2 separate regions of the Homo sapiens genome follow, and region 2 is linked to region 1. A link is a loop called in an ENCODE intact Hi-C map of the cell type or tissue named here. Cell type or tissue: K562. All regions are shown on one strand. Links, peaks and the distances in the headings refer to the core of each region. The heading gives the core; the rest is flanking DNA.

What was found. A loop is a pair of places that touch in the nucleus more often than their neighbours do. Peaks named below come from ENCODE experiments on the same cell type or tissue, not always from the same donor. Only the 100,000 strongest peaks of a DNase experiment are listed, where the experiment ranks them.
Region 2: it touches region 1 in a loop (2.5-fold over the local background); 2 of 110 quality-filtered maps call a loop at or near these places.

Annotation. Positions count from the first base shown.
Region 1 is chr1:208,246,479-208,256,241 of GRCh38, reverse strand. LOC105372889 (a long non-coding RNA gene) reads right to left here and starts at 3,500. Exons shown (of 6, transcript XR_922509.2): 1 at 3,415-3,500; 2 at 3,060-3,113; 3 at 1,621-1,745. In K562, for the core only: a CTCF peak has its summit at 3,674; a DNase peak (open chromatin) is centred at 3,671; H3K27me3 peaks cover 1,377 bases.
Region 2 is chr1:208,445,691-208,455,453 of GRCh38, reverse strand. No RefSeq gene overlaps it. Among named protein-coding and RNA genes, the nearest start is that of LINC01735, 160 kb to the left of the region's middle. RefSeq lists enhancers at 9,403-9,763, 9,063-9,763. In K562, for the core only: a CTCF peak has its summit at 5,305; a DNase peak (open chromatin) is centred at 5,313; H3K27me3 peaks cover 362 bases.

The DNA of each region.
Region 1 (9,763 bases), core at 2,358-4,857:
CAATTAGATAATTTAATCAGCATTGCAGAAGGCACATACTAATGCCATTAAAGGCAAGATCTCCCAGGGCAGTCTGGGAGGAGCAGAAGGGGAGACAAAGTGGAGTGGACTCAGCCTCAAGGTCACTGTGTCCTCCTCCACTGAATTGCCTGAGAGGGATGGTTCTGAGGCAATGCTGTTGTTCCCAGGGGTGGACAGCAGTGCTCCCTTCTCTAGAAACCAGGGTCAAAAACCAAGATGGAATCTGCACAGAGGACAAGAAATCATCCAGAGACTTGTAGAAGAAGCCCTGCATCTTCATGAATGGTGCATGGGACTAGGAATCAATAGGTCTTGTTTCAACCCTGGATCCATCATATATCAGCTGCATCACCTTGCACAAGGCACTTACTCTCCTAAGCCTCAGTTTCCACATTTGAAAATAGAGACAATTGGCCTGGCACGGTGGCTCATGCCTGTAATCCCAGCACTTTGGGAGGCTGAGGTGGGCAGATCACGAGGTCAAGAGATCGAGACCGTCCTGGCCAACATGGTTAAACCCCATCTCTACTAAAAATACAAAAATTAGCTGGGCTTGGTGGCGTGCGCCTGTAATCCCAGCTGCTTGGGAGGCTGAGGTAGGAGAATTGCTTCAACCACAGAGTTGGAGGTTGCAGTGAGCCAAGATCATGCCACTGCACTCCAGCCTGGCCACAGAGTGAGGCTCCGTCTAAAAAAAAAAAAAAAAAAGAAAAAGAAAAAAGAAAATAGAGACAATTACACTGCTTTCTAAGATTTGCAGAGTAAGGGAAAGGAATACATCATTTTTTGTTAGGATTGGGAGTCAGAGGTTGTGTTCTAGCAATCATTGTGCATTGTTTCAGGTCAGGTCCAAAACTGGAACCAAGGATTTAATAACTATTATGAGCAAATATATGGAAATTACAATAGTGCCTATGGCAGGGATCAAAACTGTGACTACCTATTTTAATGTGTTGGCCTGAAAACCAAAATATACCAGGATGCCATGCTTCTTGCTTTCCAGAGGAGGAAAATAAGGCTGTCTGATTTCCCAAAGCCACATCACCAGTTAGTGACAGAACAATGACTGTCACAGAGAAACTGTCCTGTAAGTAGCAGTTTTTCTTGTGCCAGACACTGTGGTTTACAAGCCTCTCATTTAATTCTCATAACAACTCTATGATGTTCACATTCTTTTCCCATTTTACCATTGAGGAGACTGACATTAGATAGAGGTTAAGCAACTTTGCTGAAACCACAGTGGAATGAGCCCTGGAGCCAGGAATCAAACCCACTCTGAAATCTGTGCTCTTAGCAATAGCAATGGAACCCGGCAGTCTTCTTAGTATGTATCTACCTGCTTCTAATGTACATGAAAACTTTGTCAATGACAACTTGCTATACACATGACCACATTCATTATTAATATTAACTGTTAAATGTAATTATGACATTAAGAGAAGTTAGCATTCGTTGGACTTTAAAGCTCATCAAAAGCACAGAGGTGATTCATAGGTCCTGGGATGAGGTACATATAGAAACTGCAGAGCAATTTGGCACATTCCTTTATCATAGGGTCTTTTCTGAGCTCATCAGTCAAAAGGAAAGAGAAGATAGTACCTTGTTTAAACAGGGCCAGAGATGTTAGTGGTTTTCCCTGATGGTAGAACTTGTAGTGGTGAAATTCAAGGCATATCTAATGTCCCAAAGGAGATTTTTGGCATCCTGACATTCCCTGTGGTCAGCTTCTGTGTATGAAAGAGGGATCCAGATTAGTGGAGCAGAACTGGATGGGTCCTGGTGTCAGCCTTAGAGAGAAACAGAGATCATGGGTGTTTTCCATCCCAGGCCCACAGGGGTCCCAGCATCAGAACAAAGATCTTCCAAAGTGTGACTCCATGATGGTGTGCCAGTCTTGACAGAGAGAAGAAAAGTTGGGATGGGCAATGGCTATAGGGAATTAATACAAAACTTTCACTTCAGATGGAAGGTGCAAGAGAAACATAAGGCATAGCCCTTGCCTTTAAGGAATTTGCAATCTAGTGGGAAAGATGAAGGTGAAGTGCCCCGGTGGGGTGCAATGGCTCACGCCTGTAATCCTAGTACTTTGGGAGGCTGAGGTGGGCAGATCATAAGGTCAGGAGTTCAAGACCAGCCTGGCCAATATGGTGAAAACCCATCTCTACTAAAATTACAAAAATTAGCCAGGCGTGGTGGTGGGCACCTGTGGTCCCAGCTGCTTGGGAGGCTGAGGCAGGAGAATCGCTTGAACCTGGAAGGCGGAGGTTGCAGTGAGCTGAGATCGCGCCACTGCACTCCAGCCTGGGCGACAGCATGAGACTCTGTCTCAAAAAAAAAAAAAAGAAAAGAAAAAAAGAAAGAAAGCAAAGTGCCCAAATTAAGCACACTGATTAGCAAAAGGAGAGGTCAGAGGGAATTGCAGTCAGAATGCAGCAGAGGAGAAAGAATGCTGGACTTGAAATTAAAACACCTGGGTTCCAGTAACTTCTCTGCCATTTCCTGGACATGTGATCTACAAGTCACTTATGCTCTCTGAGTATCCTTGCTTCTCTCATTTCTGAAATGAGTTTCTTTTGAAAAAGCAGATACCACTAGTGAAAATATTTCAACATATATTTATTAAATGACTTATCTGTTACAAGTTCACAATGAAAAGAAGCTAGTGTACAAATCCTTAAAATTCTGTATAAACAGAAAGCGCCATGGCATCTTAAAAGAGATGGACCTTGAGAAGGTCCTAAAGATTGTTCAGGCATTGGATGACTGTGGGAAGTGAGGCAGGGGAATGCCACATTCCAGACTGTAAGATTAACATGAGCGTAGATTCAGGGGAGTGAAATGAACTTAGTATCTTCAAGGAACCACTACACCCCGGGGTGGTAGGGAGGGGGCTGTCAGAAATAAGATTGAGCACAGAGGGTAGCGCAAGATTATGAGAAAGTTTGAAAGATGGCCTTTAGCCCTCTGATATTATGGTTGTGGAGTGTAATTTTTATTCAAGGGGAAGAAAAAAAAGAAAAGAAATGCATGCTGCTCACCCAAACATCAGGACATTCTGTTCTTCTGTGATTGTGCTTCGTGAAAATGTTCTCCTGCAAAAAAGAAAGAAAAAGAATGATTAAGGGAAAAAAATAACTAGAGCCACAGTCATTTCAGCTCCACTGAAAGCACAGCAGGAGAAAGTAGCTGTGTTTGCCAAACTCCAGAAAGAGACACAATTGATGGGGGTGGGGAGAGGGGAGGGTGAGGCAGGGGGTGGGAGATGAGGAGGAGCGGTTCTGCGTTGTTTTATTCCCCCAAGAAGATATTGTAAATAATGGAGAGGTATAGTACATGGAAGGGGAAATTACTCTGACAGGGCCCTTTTAGGGAGGAAAATGGAACTAAACACACGTTCCATTATTCCTGATCTTTCTTTCAACTCCCCATTTACATGGGGGCTCCCCGGAGCTGATGTTTCCCTTTTGCTGTCATAAGTAGTCATTGACTGGAGCCGATCATTTCGAAATAACGGCCTGCTACTCTTCCGCTGTCGTGATTAACACAGGGTAATAATTATTAACCACACTGATAACTGCAGAGGAGGGGGCGGCTGCCAGGTTGCCCTGCTTTTCTGAAGCCAGGAAACTTCCCTGTCATTCCACCAGGGGTGGGTGATGTCCTGGAGAGACCACAGAAGGCTTTCTGCCGGCTTCTCCAGGAGACCAGGAGCTGGGGCTCCCGCACCCTGGGCAATCGCCAAGGCTGGGTTTGCTGTCATATCACGACCTTGTGCAACAATGCCAAAGTAGGAATTCCACAGGAAAAAGTGGAGGCTGGAGCTTGAGGGATGGGGAAGAAGAGAGAAGGTAAAGAGACACTACGGGATTGTCCTATGCTCTTGGCCTTTGAAACGTCAGGAAATATTGTCAGCTGAATGGATCGAAGGGGCTATAGCCACCCATGACTCAGAAAGATTCATAACACCAGAGCCCTGAATGGGAGCGTTTATCAAAGACAGGCAGAGAGAGAAATCATCCGACTTGGGATAATTCAAAGGCAAAATCCTATTTCTCAGCTCTGTCCCTGGATTGCACTCCCTCGTTGATTTTTTAGGCAGTGAGTTTCTTAGGCATTAAAAGAAGCCTTTTTTTTTTTTTTTTTTTTTTTTTGGCGTCAACATCCTTCCACCGTTCTCCAAGGAGAGAGTTGGAAGGGCGGCAGCATAGCAAGCTGGCGGTTGTGCTGGGGAGTAGAGGGTGCATCAAAGCTAATTCCTGCTTTTTACAGGTGGGGAAACCAAGGCCAGAGGAGGGAAGGTGACCTATGTGATGTCACACTGCCAGGGAGTGCAGAGTCAGGAATCAAACCCAGGTCTCCCGACTCCCAAGGTGGAGTTTTTTTTTAGTTCTGTTGTTGCTGTTGTTAATGGAGACAGCAGCCTTCATCCTACCAGCACTGATTGATTCTAAGTCAAAAGAAGCCATTCCAGAAAATCAGTGCTGCAGCCCCAGAGAGAAAGAGGAGGAAAGCCAGAAGGGAATGATGGAAAAAGAGAACTGCTTTTGCTGATCTTTCTTTTCTGTCCCATATAGCACTCATAATCCCCGGCAAGAGAGTATTTCACAAAAGGAATCATAATGAACTTAATATTAAACTGACTAAGAGGGGAAACCTAAACGTGGACCTTTCCTTCTAGGAATTCGAAACTCAGAATATGGAAAACATTGTTAATGTGGTTATTAATTGTTTCATGATGTCAGCGCTGATGCAGTTGATCCCTGCCTGCCCAGCGCTTGTGCCACTTCTGGATTTTTCTTTTCAGACACTAGCAATTCACACCCTGTCCTAAATTTATAGCATGGGGCAGGCACTGTGGTTTGCACCTGGATGTCAGGATATTTGATTTGCTTAAACAGCGTGTTTGTTTATTTTTGCATGGAGTGGTGGACTTCACTCTCCCAGCCTCCTTCCCGGGCAAGGTCCCACCCACCCCTGCAAGGCCCTGGACCAGCCTTCACCTGTCTGGCTTGAGGCCTCCCAGATCCCCCCTGGGCCGCCACTTGGCATTGCCTCACAGTATACCAGAGACAGGCCCCCAGAGCAGGGACTGGCTCTTCAAACCAGCCCCTGTTCATCACTCTTGTCACACTCGGGGCTATAGTCCCAGGGAGAACCTGGCACCGTGTTAGGTACTCCAGATATGAGTCAGGAAACAGAAGTTGGAGGCTGGGGGCTTAATGGGCTGTCCCTGAAGAGCTTGCAGTCAGAAGCAGGAAGAAATTCTTCTGCTATCATTCTTGTCTTTCTTTCTCCCCTAATTAGGAGGAGCTGTGAGTTCAATTCTGTTGGGGTTTGTAGGGCACAGATGCAATCAAGGCGAAGTCAGACACTGGCGTTTTGCTCACCCAGCTCCCCGTGGATTTCCACAAAGACCGACTGGCATGTTCTCTTTAAGGGGTGGGGGTGACACGGGTTGCACCCAATTATCCCATTATTCTGAAAGGCAGGCGTGGCCACATATGTGGTGTTGTACAGGGCAGAGGTGACAGAAGCTAGCAGAGATTTGCATGTATTGGCAACTTCTTTCCTACAGGCCAATTCCCATTATTAAACACACACCCACTATAAAATAGAGGAGAATTGAGCTCATTAGTATGATCGTTTAAAAAAATCATGAAAACAATTACAACAACATGCTCTCCTTTGTAAGAGAAAACGATGCTCCTGACCCTCGGCAGAACTAAAGCTCTGCGATGCTTTGCCTGATTCGTGATGAGTCTGGGGGCATTCTCCTGTGGCAGGGGCTCCAGGTCTTTGGCCGGGGAAATGCTAAGAAGCAGGCTGAGGCCTGTTGCTTCCCACTTACTGGCTTTCAAACTCCCACATTGATGGGCCCCCACACTTTCATCACTTTCTCCTCATCAGAAAAGGGCAAAATTCGAGAAAATGGGTGCCAGATCAGCCTGCATTTACATTCTGGCCATACCACACACTACCTGTGTGACCTTAGGACCATCATGTGACTTCTTGATCATCGGTTTCAGCATCTGTAAAATGGGATGATAAACCAGGCATGGTGGCTCACACCTGTAATCCCAGAGCTTTTGGAGACCGAAGCAAGAGGCTTGGTTGAGCCCAAGAGTTTGAGGCTGCAGTGAGCTATGATCGCACCACTGCACTCCAGCCTGGGCAACAAAGCAAGACACTGACTCAAAAAAAAGAGGGAGTGGGTGATAATAATTACTTAATTACCTTGTAAGATTAGAGTTGTGAGGATTAGGATTAGCACAGAGTAGGAATTCAATATATTTTAACTTATACCATTATATTTTGATAATTATGGGCAACTGAAGAAAAAGTATTGTTTTGTCTCAATGAAGACGATGGGACAAAATGATTACTTCCTACCAGTTCTGTGAATTTCTGATCTCAAAGCAAATAAATGGCGCTGATTTTGTCCAGTCTTACCCCCCCCCCCCACCCCGAGAAAGCCCTGGCAGGCCCGCCCAGAAGACATTGAGCCCTCAGAAAGCCTTAGAACCCAACTGTAGTTCTGGCAGCAACTGTCCTCTGAACCAGGCTATGCAGCAAAGACAGGAGGTCAGTGACTCAGAACAGGCAGGGGATTCCTGGCCAGTGAGGGCTGCTGAGCAGGGGTGGACCCCAAAAGCACATTCACATAATACATCTCAGCCCACAGGGAATGGGACCATGCTAATTTCTATGCAATCACAGCGTGTTCTCCAAGGCACCTCAGCCGCCCCTCTCTTCTCTTGCTCCCTGGGAGGGTGTGGGTGTGTACGTGGGCTGCTTAGTAATGAGGACCAACTCCAGCCTGGGTGTGCTTTGTGATTCCATAGATGAAGGTTTGTGGACAGAATCTCTTTTTCTCTGCAGCATTTTTGAGTGGAAGAGTAGGAGAGAAGGAGGGACCCCGAGGTGATGGACAACAATGACCCCATAAGCAAAGGGATATTTCTGGTGAGCCCAGCTGTTTTTCCTAGAAAACCAACCAAGAGAAGAACTGCAGTTGTACAGTTGGGAAATAGGTTTGCCTCCGGATGGAACTTTCAGGTTTTAAGAGAACATTCCCATGGATTTGTATAATGCTTTCTGGCTTGTGAAGCTCTTTCATAGTCAGCATCTTGCAAGACATGAAATGCAAGGGACATTATTCCACTTTATAAAGGAGGAAACTGAGGCACCAAGAGATTTACCCAGGGATTATGTGACCAAATGATTAGTTTCTCCTTTGGGGGGATTCTTTTAGAAAAAATAAGAGAGGAAGGCCCTTTTCCTGACCCTTAGTGCTAGGAATAGAGCAAAAAAAAAAATAAGTCCTGAGCCTCAGCCTTCACCTTCCATGCCTGGAGCCCAGTTGTCCACACTCCCCTACCCCACCCCTCCTCTGAAGCCTTCTGACCTTGCAAATGCCAGAGCCTTGCAAACTGTTCCAGGGACCTATTTAAGTAGGTTTGGGACTGCAGTTGCCTGGGCTTCACAGAGAATATTCTTCTCCCAGAGCAACACACTAGATGGATGGAGGAGGGGAGGGAGGGTTAGGGAAAGAGGACGAGGTATACAGGGACATAAGCTCTGCTCGTGGGAGGTTTAGTGAGAAAGGAGCGAAATCCTGCCTTGTTTGATTTGGAGCCTTAACAGGCTTGCTACTGTTTAAAGTACACAGGAAAGTGGGATTTGTGAAGGGAGGAGAGGGGAGGGGAGGGGAGGGAAGGGTGACGTCTTTATGAATGGTACTGAGAACCCCGGAGCAGATGCCCTGTTCCTGTGTCCTGGGCTGCCAGCCCCGTTGCCTGGGCTGAGACCCACCACTCTGGCATCCCGCAGTCTCTCTCTTCCATTCACAGGACTTGGCCCACACACTCCAGGCTGGCCTGTCTGGACCAATCCCTTTGTTCCTAACAATGTAGGGGTTAAGGGGAGGCTGCTCTGCTGCTGGGGTTGCCTGACAGCATCTGCTGGATGAAGGTGAGGTACCTGGTAGGGAGACAGAAGGGACCACATTCCTGCCTGTCTATAGTGGCAAGCCTGGGCTCAGGGCAAGTGAAAGATGACATGCATCTTAGAGCAGAGACCAATCAACTTGGTGGTGGCATCAGTGGTCTCAGCTTTGGGAGCCAGGTACAAACCGGGCAACAGCCAGTGCACCATCCAAACATTGCCCTCTGACACTGGCAAGCAGGAGCACCCTTGGCTCCCAAGCACAGGTCCAGGCACACATCCTCCTGAGCCCACCTCCCAGCCGACTCAAGGCACCGTAAATATATGCATGCACACACTCTCAGGCAGCATTCCCATGCTAAACACTGATAGCTTGCCACCCCCCGCCTCTAAAGGGAACAGACTTGATGCTGAAAGCCTGCCAAAGTGTGGCTGGCTTCCAGCACCAAAAATACCTCCTGTGATCCGAGGGGCTACTGTACTGGCATCTATTTGTGGGGCTGGAGCTGCTGCTGTGACATAAAGGACTTCCCCTAGGGATGGGCTAGTTGCCCATTTGGGCCTGTGCTCCCCAAAGTCTAAGAGCTTGCTTTCCAGGGCCAAGGCCTGCTCCCAGCCTGGAAAATGCAGGTGGCAGCATCTTAGCCAAACCTGCCTTCCACAGGAGAAATATTCATTCTTCACAGGAAACATTCTGTGGCATTCCAGAATGTTGGTGCCCTGTCCTCTCCCACTTCTCTCATTCTCTTGCTTAAGTAACCCATCTAGTTACTTAGCTTGCTTCTTTGACAAGCAAAGAAGAGGCCTGGGGCCTGGAACAAGAATGCAGAAGTGACAAATGACTTTCAAGGTGAGGTTCCAGGAATATCTTGACTAGGGAAGGTAGGTAGGTTGGGGTGAGTGGAGAACCCTGTTGAGTGTGCTATGATTTTCCAATGATGAGGATTTGGCATAAGATAAACATTTCCCCATTCATTCATTTGTTCATTCATTTGATAAATATTTGTTAAATATCGACAGCCTGCTCACAAATATGTTGCACTACATCTATCCTTCCAGATGGAAATGAGGACGAACTACAAGGCCCTGACAGAGGACTGGTCAGTCCCAAGGGGCTGTGGGCCTGATATCAGATGGACAGAATGAGGAAGAATATAGTGAAGGGCAGAAACATACAAGAAAACCAGAAACCTCAGAAAGAGATAGATCTGAGGTTATAGAATCTGTAGGGTTATTGCCATGCTTTCTTTAAAAATATGTGCCAAAGCAGTAATTATGGACTGTATATAGTTCCATTAAAGGAAGAAATTTAGTAAATTTGCTCTTCATAAATATTTGCGTAATAAATGAATGAATACCCAGATCAAAGGGAGAAGGTTAACGAGCAGATGTAAAGACTAGAGGTTCAGGTATACCGCTGTTGCCTCAGAGGATGTCAAATCTAAATACGAACCATGAACCCAAGGTTTTGGTTTTTTTTTAAATTCTCAGAGCATGTTATGGTAATTAGATGTTTAGCTAATAAGATCCATATTTGTTCTAGCCTATTAGGACTAAATATAACAACAATCTTTCCATTTTGATGATACTATTACTTCTTCCAACACGCTTACATATATCTATTTTAATTCCCCCAGTTGTCTGGAGAGTGAAGACAGAAATTCCCATCTTACAGATGGACAAACTGTGGCCTAGAGAAGTTAGAGGTACTTCATCCACTGTACCTCCCAGTAGATCAAGTTAGCGCTCTTTCCATTGCTATGCTGACCACAGGCTCTTCCATAGTCTCACAGGACTC
Region 2 (9,763 bases), core at 4,151-6,650, 200 kb before region 1:
ACAGGCACCCACCACCACACCCAGCTAACTTTTGTATTTTTAGTAGAGATGGGGTTTCACCATGTTGGCCAGGCTGGTCTCGAACTCCTGACCTCAGATGATCCACCCACCTCAGCCTCCCAAAGTGCTGGGATTACAGGCATGAGCCACCACACCCGGCCATATAGTTAATTGCATTTTCTAACCAAAGAGTTGAGAGAGATTTGTCATCTTTACAGTCCAGAGAAGATGAACCTCCAGCCTCCTCTTCCAATTGTGTAAGCTTGTATCTGAAGTTGGTAATCAAAGGAAGGGAGCCAGGGCTTAGGGGGAAAAATTAAGTAAAAGCATAAAGCAGAAAATACATAGACTACAATACAGGCAAAAAATAAAAAACAAAACACTAATCAGTGCATAAAGAAATTGAAAGGTCTGAGGAGAAGCAATTTGCTCCAACAGTTACTTTAAGTGAGTCTTTCATTTGGATCTGAACAAGGAAGTCTCATATACTTGCTACAAAAGTCATCCTCACAATTCTCTGATTATATTTTCCTTCTGTTTGCTGTGTCTCAGTTCACTCTGCTCCTGTGAACTTCTCATCATCCCACCCCTGCTTATTTTACTCTCACACCAAATTCCCTATGCCTTATCTGCCCCTATAATAGCCTGTTCTGAAGTGTGGACAGTTTCTAGAGAAAATTAGGAATTCTGTTTTATTTGGGTACTCTGGAGAAATTAATGCCCATGGTAAAAGGAAGCCCTCCTCCACTCTTTTGGCAAACAGAAAAGGTGCCCAACGTTGTCTCTTCTGCACATCACTACTTTCCAGCTCCCCAATCTTGCGCTTGTTCATGTTAAATATACACCAGCCCTGAAAATTTATTTACACTGAACCTCTCCAAACCTATATATCCTATACTATTTTACATATTTCTATTTGGTGCATGGATTTATTTTTATCCTCACGACTAGACTGTAATATTCCCAATTAGACTGAAATATTCCTGCAGATCCAGTAATACTATTTATTTTGCATCTTTCATAGTGCCTAGCAAACACAGTGTTGGGTAAGACTTTGGAAATGTAAGATAGTACTATACAGTGGCAATATGACTTTTTTTTTTTAAAAAAAGGCAAGCAGAAATTATACAACCAAAGTAGTACTAAAACTTAAAAGATATCATTGTAGAGCTGCATCATTTTTTCCAGCAATGCTGCTGATTTACTTTTTTGTAACTTTTGCAGCCAGTTTGCAAGGCCCAAAAGAGAAGTTGGTAGTCTTAGTTGGTAGTAAATCTTAATTTTTGATACATTGTTGTGACTTTATTCTTTACTGGTATTTTTATATTACCTAACTTGTCTGCTACTTTACTTACCCCATTAGGTCAAATTATTATTCTGGGGACTTAAAAAATTACTACTGGTGATTCCCTTAAAGCAAAAAATATATATATATACACACTCAAGTAAAAACAATGTAACACTGGGACTACAAGCCATCCTCAAATAGGAACATAAAATATTTTCAGCACGGATAATATCTTAGAGTCTGTGTATGGCTACTTAAGGTGGCTTCTTTGCAGAAGATATTGGGAAACAGCTCTCCGTGAATATGTTCACCTTTCTGCATGGTCTGGGCTTTCTTGCAAACCCAGGTTAAAGAGAGGATTCAATGGTAAACAGTGGTAAACATTCAATTAGAGACAGTGCATACCTCCAGAGATATTTAAAAGATTCATTTCCTCCAGAGCTATTTTGCTATTTTCTTATATTCTAAGAGTGGTGAGTAGAGTTCCTTCTCTCCACCCCAGAGAGGATCTCTCTCTCTTTCTCTTTCTTTCTCTCTCTCTCTGGAATTAGATCAGTGCAGATGTGCCAGACATACTGTAGAAGTTTCAAGCCTCATGAATTTGGGGCTCCTCCTCTGTGGTGTGACCCCACTGCTTGCACAGATAGTATCAGGCCCTTGGCACACCAGTCTGTGCTTGACTGGGGCACAGGGAACCAGCACTAAGATGTTCTAGGAGTAAATGGTCTGTTCTCTAATGCAGAGGTCTGGTGTTTCTGTTAGTGTGTGTGTGTGTGTGTGTACACACACTCGTACCTACACAGGAAGGTTAGCTTGCAAGTCAAGTAACATCTCAGCCCCATTATAATTTTGGACTTAACAGAAGATAATCATTATAACACTCTTTACATTAATCAAACAAACTACACAAATAAGTGCTTGATGATGGCATAATTAGTGGAGAGTCTTCTTTGAAGGATGTAAAAAACTCTGCCCTTAGCCCTATAGTCTTGCCTTCAAGTGGTTGCCTAATACACACAAGACAGGGTCATTGTCTTTGGGAGCCACAACAATAATTCAACACATTCCCAGTCCTTAAGGAGCTTATAATCTACAGAAAATGCTAAGGTATTTACCTAAATACCTTTACAACAAAATAGAAACTGCTTTTGTGAGAGAAACATGTTTGGGATGAGGAGCGAGAAAAGGAAGAAGTTGTTGTTATTTCTAGCTGTATATGTTGTAAATAGGGAGAAGCTAACTGAAGAGTTCTTGTGAAGGAAAATGTTCAACATTTGTGTTTATCATTTAGGTAAAACCACAGAATCCATGCTTCTTGAATTTGTGGATCACACAAAGCAGAAAGTGATGGCCAGTAAACTGGTTGGCAAAATCAAGATTGTCTACAAACTGGAATGTCAAGAAAAGCTAACAAATGAAACTTTACAGTTATAAGTGTGGCAAAATAAATGGGCTAGTTGCAATATTTACAGAGGAAAAATAACAAGGTTTGTAGCAGACTACATAAGCTCAGTATCAGTACAATTGAACCCAAACTCTCATTTTTGTGCTATAACAAATCCCTTCATATATCGTTCACCTTTGAAGCTCACCCAAATCATTTGATGGCTTCACCATGTAAGTTTTATTGTTCCCATTGAATAGAAGGGGGATTTGGTCTCAAAGCATGAGTGATTTGACCAAGGTTGGTAGCAATCAAAGAGGTGAGAGCCATCTTTGGTCACACTGATAGAAGAACATCACAATCTAAGAAGGCCCAGCAATGACCAGAATTCTGTACTCAGCTTCAAGAATACCATTATATGAAAGATATTGCCAATGTGGGCACAATCCATTTATGAGGACAAAGGGTCTGGACATTGTGGCATATAAGGAATGTTTGGAGGAACTTGGCCAGGAACAGAAAAGACCTCAGAAGAACTGCTGTCTGCAAATACGTGAGGAGCTGTCCTGAGGAAAGGAATTATGCTTGTTCTGGGAAGGTTCATGAAGCAGAACCAACACAGCTATATGAAAGCTAGGGGAAAGAAAATTTCAGTGAAGTTTAAGGAGAGCATTCTGTCATCTAGAACTAGGAGAGATGAGCTTGCAAGAGTGAATCCACCATTAAAGGACCCATGATAGCACAGGTTGTAGCCTGCCACAAATTGCAGCTGTTATAGGAGGAATGCCTGGCTAAAAATAAAAAGTCCATGGCTCCTAAGATCTCTTCCAACTCTAAGATTCTATCACTTAAATAACAACCCACAACATGAGTAAATTCATGTCCCAATAATAGATCTTGAAAATATGCTTAGACATTAGCATGCTGACACCATGAGTTAGCACTGTATTCATCTGGGTTATAAAGACATCATAAATAATCATAAGGCCAAACATGTATCATGACTTTTGCATTTTGCTGGTCTTCATATCCCTCCATGAATGAGAACAGGGGCTGAATTATTTTCTCAGAAAAGATAAGTGATGATTTTAAGGTGATATGGCAAGCTAGTGGTAAAATCAGAGCCATAAAAACCAAAAAACCAAAAAACCAAAAAAACACACACCAGTATCCTCTTACATTCCTTGAGATCTCAGCAGTAATATTAACAACAGAATGACTAATACTTACACAGATAGCACCCACTATGTGACATCCATGGTTTTAAGCACTTTACATGTATGACCTCATTTAATTATCACAAAAACCCTGTGAAGTGGGAACTGTTTATATCCCTATTTTGTAGGTTAGGAAACTTAAGATGCAGAGAGCTTAGGTAACTTGCCTAAGATAGCAGATGTTATGGCGACAGGATTAAATTTCAAACCTTAGCAATATGCCTCGAAAAACTGTACTCTCAACCACTGTGCCATGTTGTCCCTTAGACCCATTTTATATGTGAGAGAGAAAGAGACCATTCTCCTATTTGCACATCACAGCTTCTGTAGAATACGTTGCCAAAGGAACCAAATAATCGAGTTTGACAAGCTAGAGACATAGAACAGGCTCCACTTTAGGAGATGTCTTCCTGCCTGGCTCCGCTCGGCCTCTGCAAACAAGCAGCGTGGCTGCAGGAGCTTCATCTCACCAATGGGATGGCGGAAATTACCCAAGCAAGTCGCAAACTCGAGACTCAGCGGTTCTGATCACCAGACTGGGCTGAAATGTGACCCAGATTCAGCCAAATCCAATGGAGGAGGGGCACTCAATAGAAGGGTAGATGGCAGAATCCACATTTGACCTTTAACTGGAGTGCGAGGAAGACAAAACCGAAATAATGGGTACCACAGATAACTGTTTATTCCTTTCCAGCACAACAAGCAAATAAACTGCCACTGGTGCCTCAAAACTTCATACAGAGTAATATTCCTTTAATGGAATGCTTTTAGAGAAGAGTCATAAAAATAAATTGAAAAGTGCTTTCTGCTGGCTACAGCTGGCATAAGCAGCATCTGAGCAAACAGGATAACACAAGGCTTAACTTAGCATCGCCATTTTTATTACTCACCCGCGACAGGTCTTATAATAGTATAAATTCACTTAAAAAACGGACTCTTCCTCCCATTGTCGCCCCTCCCTCTCTCCACCACCAACAACCCGACAGTCTTCTGTGTTAATTCTGAACAGCATAATTACAGGTCTTTTTATGATTTAGGTTTGAGACCAATTAGCTGATACTGCAAGCCTTTCAAATGCCAGCTTCCCTCTCGGCACTCCCTGTGCTGCTGGGGATTTATCTGTGTGCTTGTAAAAAGCAAATGTTTTGTGAGGAGCAGAGAAATCGGGTTTGTTTGTGGGTTGGTTCCCTCCTCCCCTCTCCCTTTCTCATCTGCCTGTGCATCTTTGGTGCACCTGGTCTCTAAAATTGTCGTGGTGTGAAAGGCACACTGAATATTTATGCTGGGGCCTCAGGCAGCCTCTGATAACAGGTAGTTGTTGCATAGAGCTGCCAGTTGCGCCTGCTCTGTGATTGCCTTCCTTACAGGTGGAGCTGCAGACCCATACTGGGCCATGAGCTGCCGCCATTTTAGAACCTGTTGGCTGCCGACAGGAGGCGCAAGAGTTCAGAAACTCAGAAAGCACATGCTCAACAGCCCTACCTCCTCCACTCCCTCTGCCCCTAACACCCCCCGACCCCACACTAATCATATACAAGTTGACAACATTGTCCTTGAAGTCAGATATTCAGCAAAGATCTACATAATCAACTAACAAGCATGAATCGTATAAATCCCTCTGCACCATTGGGGGATTCGGGGGCAAAGAAAATAAGATTCCTGCCCTCGACGTGCTTTTAATTGGATGTAAGAAGACAACTTTCTTTGTCGTGGGGTCCCCAGTAATCAGACCGTCTAGGCATCTACTGTGTAGCAAGCACTTTATAAATGTTGTTGTTAATCCTTACACAACCCTTCAAGATACATATAATTACAGATATTCTCCAGATGAAGAAATTGAGCTCACAAGATGAAATAATGTGCCCAGTGTCACAGGATCCCCAAACTAGTAAATAATAAAAATGGGAAACCTGATTCTGACCTGACAGCGAAGCCTTTACCACCACCCGTGTTTCCTCCCTATAGGCCAGTAGAGATGAAGTGGAACGGGCATTCTGCTGGTGGTTGTGGGGGTGGTTGCAGGTAGAAGTTTAGGAATATTTGGGAAAGGAAAGGCAGACTAATTTGAACAGTGCAGAGGAATTAAAGAAGTCTATAAAAATACTCAAATATTGGGCCAGCAATGGATATACAGAGCTAATACCAGATATATTATTACATTAACAATTCTACAATATACTGGGATATTATGCAGCCATTAAAATAACTGTAAAGACCAAGCAGAAATGTGGAAAATGCTAACTGTACAATGTTTAATAATAAAATAATAACAAACTAAAACAGAATACTAAGTACTCTCTTGTACTTTGATAGTGTTTTCACATAAAACTTTCAGTTAAAATTGTTTAAAAGGAAAAAATAAGTCCATCCCCTGGGCATAAGCATGACTATATTTACACTGTTCCAGACAGATGGTTTTCTCTCCTCTTCTAACAGATTTCCACAGAGGGAACTCTAATGCCCTCCCTCTGTTATTTTAGTGCCTTGCAACCCTATTTTTCTCAAGTCTACCCTCATGTCCCTACTGATGCAATTTCACCCCACAGTTGGCTTCTGTCTCTGTGAGCAAACTGCTGGTTTAACATTTTTAACATGCTTTGGGATCCAGGGATCGAGAAAGTAAGATTGTCATTCTTCTCACCTTCTTGCATTCTGCATACCTGCTTTTGATACTTTTGATATGACTGAGGGGGTGGAAGGAGGGAAGGTAATGACAGAGAAAATACTAAGTGCCGTAATTCACCAAACCTATTATTTTCCAATTTTACGCTTCTCTTTCACACTACTCCCAATAATTTCACATAATCTCCCAATATTATTCATATGTAGCAATTGTTAAAAGCTCCCATACCTTAGCATCTCCACCTCTCCTCTAACGTTTGTCATGGTAATGTCACATACCTCTCCTTTCAGACGTAGTTACTATTATCTTCTCACCTTCCCCCACCTGATCCCATCCTGAATAACATGTCTCTTGATGAGGTTATAGAAACCACATCTGTTTTTCTCTTACAAGTAGATCTCAATAGCACTCATTAAGACAGGCCTTTGCCCATCCTATCTGATTCTCTCTTTCCAGGATGGTACCTAGCGCTGGCATATATGGTCACTGCTTAGCTGGGCAAAGGCCTGAAATGCCAGTGGAGAAGATGAAAGCAGGGCCTTAACTGAAATAGGATATAAAAGAGGCCATGGTTAAATCAGTAGAGCGTAAAAAAAATGAAATGAACAAAAGAAGGTGGGGATGTCTAAACAGAAACAGATGCCATGAAGCAAGGTCAAGAACAAGCCCATTGGTTAGTCCCCAGACCTGTAGCCACTGAGTAGGAAAGGCAGCATGAGGACAGACATCTGAGCTTGGAATGGGTGGTAATTTCAAAAGAAGAGAAAGTCAGAATCTTCTGCTGATGTCCCTTTGGAAGGTCCACCCTCTCCCCCTTCCCTTGTTTTTTTGGGAGGCACTCTGAACCTGATATCTGATATTCACATAGGGGGAGCTCTGTTACTGCCAGCCTCTAATTTCCCTTTCTAGCCAGGCCTTTGCCCTCTCTCCTCTGCCCTCACTCTCGCCTTCTGTCCTGTTCCACAACCCAGCTGGCCATTCCTCCACACTCAGAGCTGCTTATGCCTGAATGCAGTCCTCACCTTCCGTATCTGAGACACTCCCAGTCATTTGCAAGGCTCACTTTTTGACACACTGTCCCTGGTACCCCTGGGAAATTTATAACTTCATCTTCTGGACTCCCATGGCATTTTGCAGAGGTCTCTGTCGGAGAATGTATCAACATGTTATAATTGCTTGTCTGCATGTCTCTCTCTCCCACTATATATGAAGATGCTTAAAGACTGACTACTTTCTTACTCACCCTTGTGTTCCTGTGCCTGGCACATTGATTGGCACATCAGAGGTGCTTATGTGTTTTCTTTAAATGCCAAAACCAAATATTACTTGTTGAATTTTCACCTAGTTTTTTCATTCTCCTCTAAAATCTTACAAATCAAGAGAAGCAATGTCCCAAGACAAACAATATGACACCTAATAGATGTGTCTATTAACAGCCAGCCAATGTCCTCAGTCAATAATAATAATAATAATAATTAGCATGCCCAGATACTGTGTTACTGTTTAGCCCTTTATTCCCAGGGCTTTTTGTCTAGGGAAGGGCTCTGTCTCCGTCAGAGCTGGGGGCACATGCAAATCTATTTTCTGAGACTAGCTCTGTGGAGTATAGAGTGAGATTGTGAAATTCAAAACACACCTGGGAAATTCAGACAAGATCTCAATAATAAGGACTGTAATCAAGGAAGAAACCCTTAGTTAAGCAAATAATTTGCCTTGGGAGAAAAAGGCTGAACATGATGTTCTTCACACACAGGGACTTTAGCTGGCATTTCATCTTCAGTCCGAATAGTCCTTGCTGAACAAACCTCAAAAATGAAATATTTACACTATGCCTGCCACCAGTAGAAATGGTCTTCCAATCAGAGAAGCAAGCTGTGGGAGGTGAATGAATGTCTTGAATTCAAAAAAGATACAAAAAAAAAAAAAGAGAGAGAGAGAGAGAGAGAAAGGACAAGTTTAAAATTAAAGAAAAGTGTTATCCAAGGGTAAAGAAATTTGACCTGAGTTCTCCCCAAGTGAGGATAACATGAATGGTAATGAGTCCTGTCTTATCTCTGCAGTTACGGGGATGATTTGCAGACATCAGATTTTGTGATGTTACAGACATGGTTCCCAACTTCGAAAAGCAAGAAAAAAAGTGGATGCAAAATAATATACTTGCATTGGACAAACAATAGCCAGATAACTGTATATCACAGTGAGATATAATGTCAGGTTTAGAATCAGATAAATTGCAAATAACAATGGAGAAACAACTGAACCTTGAGGACTCTCAGCAGATAAACCAGATGAAGTGGATAAAGACTCGCTGTGTGGAGAAGGCAGGGCAGCCCACGCAGAAAGGTGGGAGGCAAGTAGACAGAGGAGGTGGTAGAGCGGTGATGGAGTGTGAGCATCTAGATAAAAAGCTGCAGTCAGCTTCCCAAAAATCAGGGAAAATAATAGCCGGAAATAATAAAGTAGAATGGTAGCAGTGTCAACTGTGATAAGCAGATAATTTGTTACTCTGGACAGCCTGGGGCCCCTTTCCAGAGACAGGCAGAAGTCCAAGTTCCTAGACTTTCAGCCTGTGCAATCAAGAAGGAAAGAAGTAATGCAAAGGGCAGCAAGAACCACAGAGAGGGGGATTTCAGGATCATGGCAGACGGGAGGGAGGACTAGATTGCAGCTGGGAACAGAGCAGCATGCGGGGGCTTGCACTGTGAATTTTAGCTCCGGATCAACAGCAAGAACAAACCAGCAATCCTGAGAGGACCCACAGACCCTCTGAAGGAAGCACACTGCTACTGCAGGACCCGGGAGACACCTCAAATATACTCTGGGAGGCGGAAAGCGTCGGCAAGTTTTCAAGCCCGTCTAGCCCTCTGCCTGGAAACAGACTCAGGGCTGTTTTGGTGGGGCACCGTGGGAGGTAAGATCAGCCCTTTGGTTTGTGTGGGAGCTGGGTGAGGCCTGTGACTGCCACTTCCCTGACTGCCCTTCCCTGACAACCTGCATGACTCAGCAGAGACAGCCATAATCCTCCTAGGTACACAACTCCAGTGACCTGGGAATCTTACCCTATCTGCCACAGCAGCTGCAGCAAAACCAGCCCAAGGAGAGTCTGAACTCAGACACACCTAGCCTCGCCCCCACCTGATGGTCCTTCCCTACTCACCCAGGTAGTGGAAGACAAAGGGCATATAATCTTGGGAGTTCTAGGGCCCCACCCATTGCCAGTCCCTCTCCACACTGCTACAGCTAATGCTTTC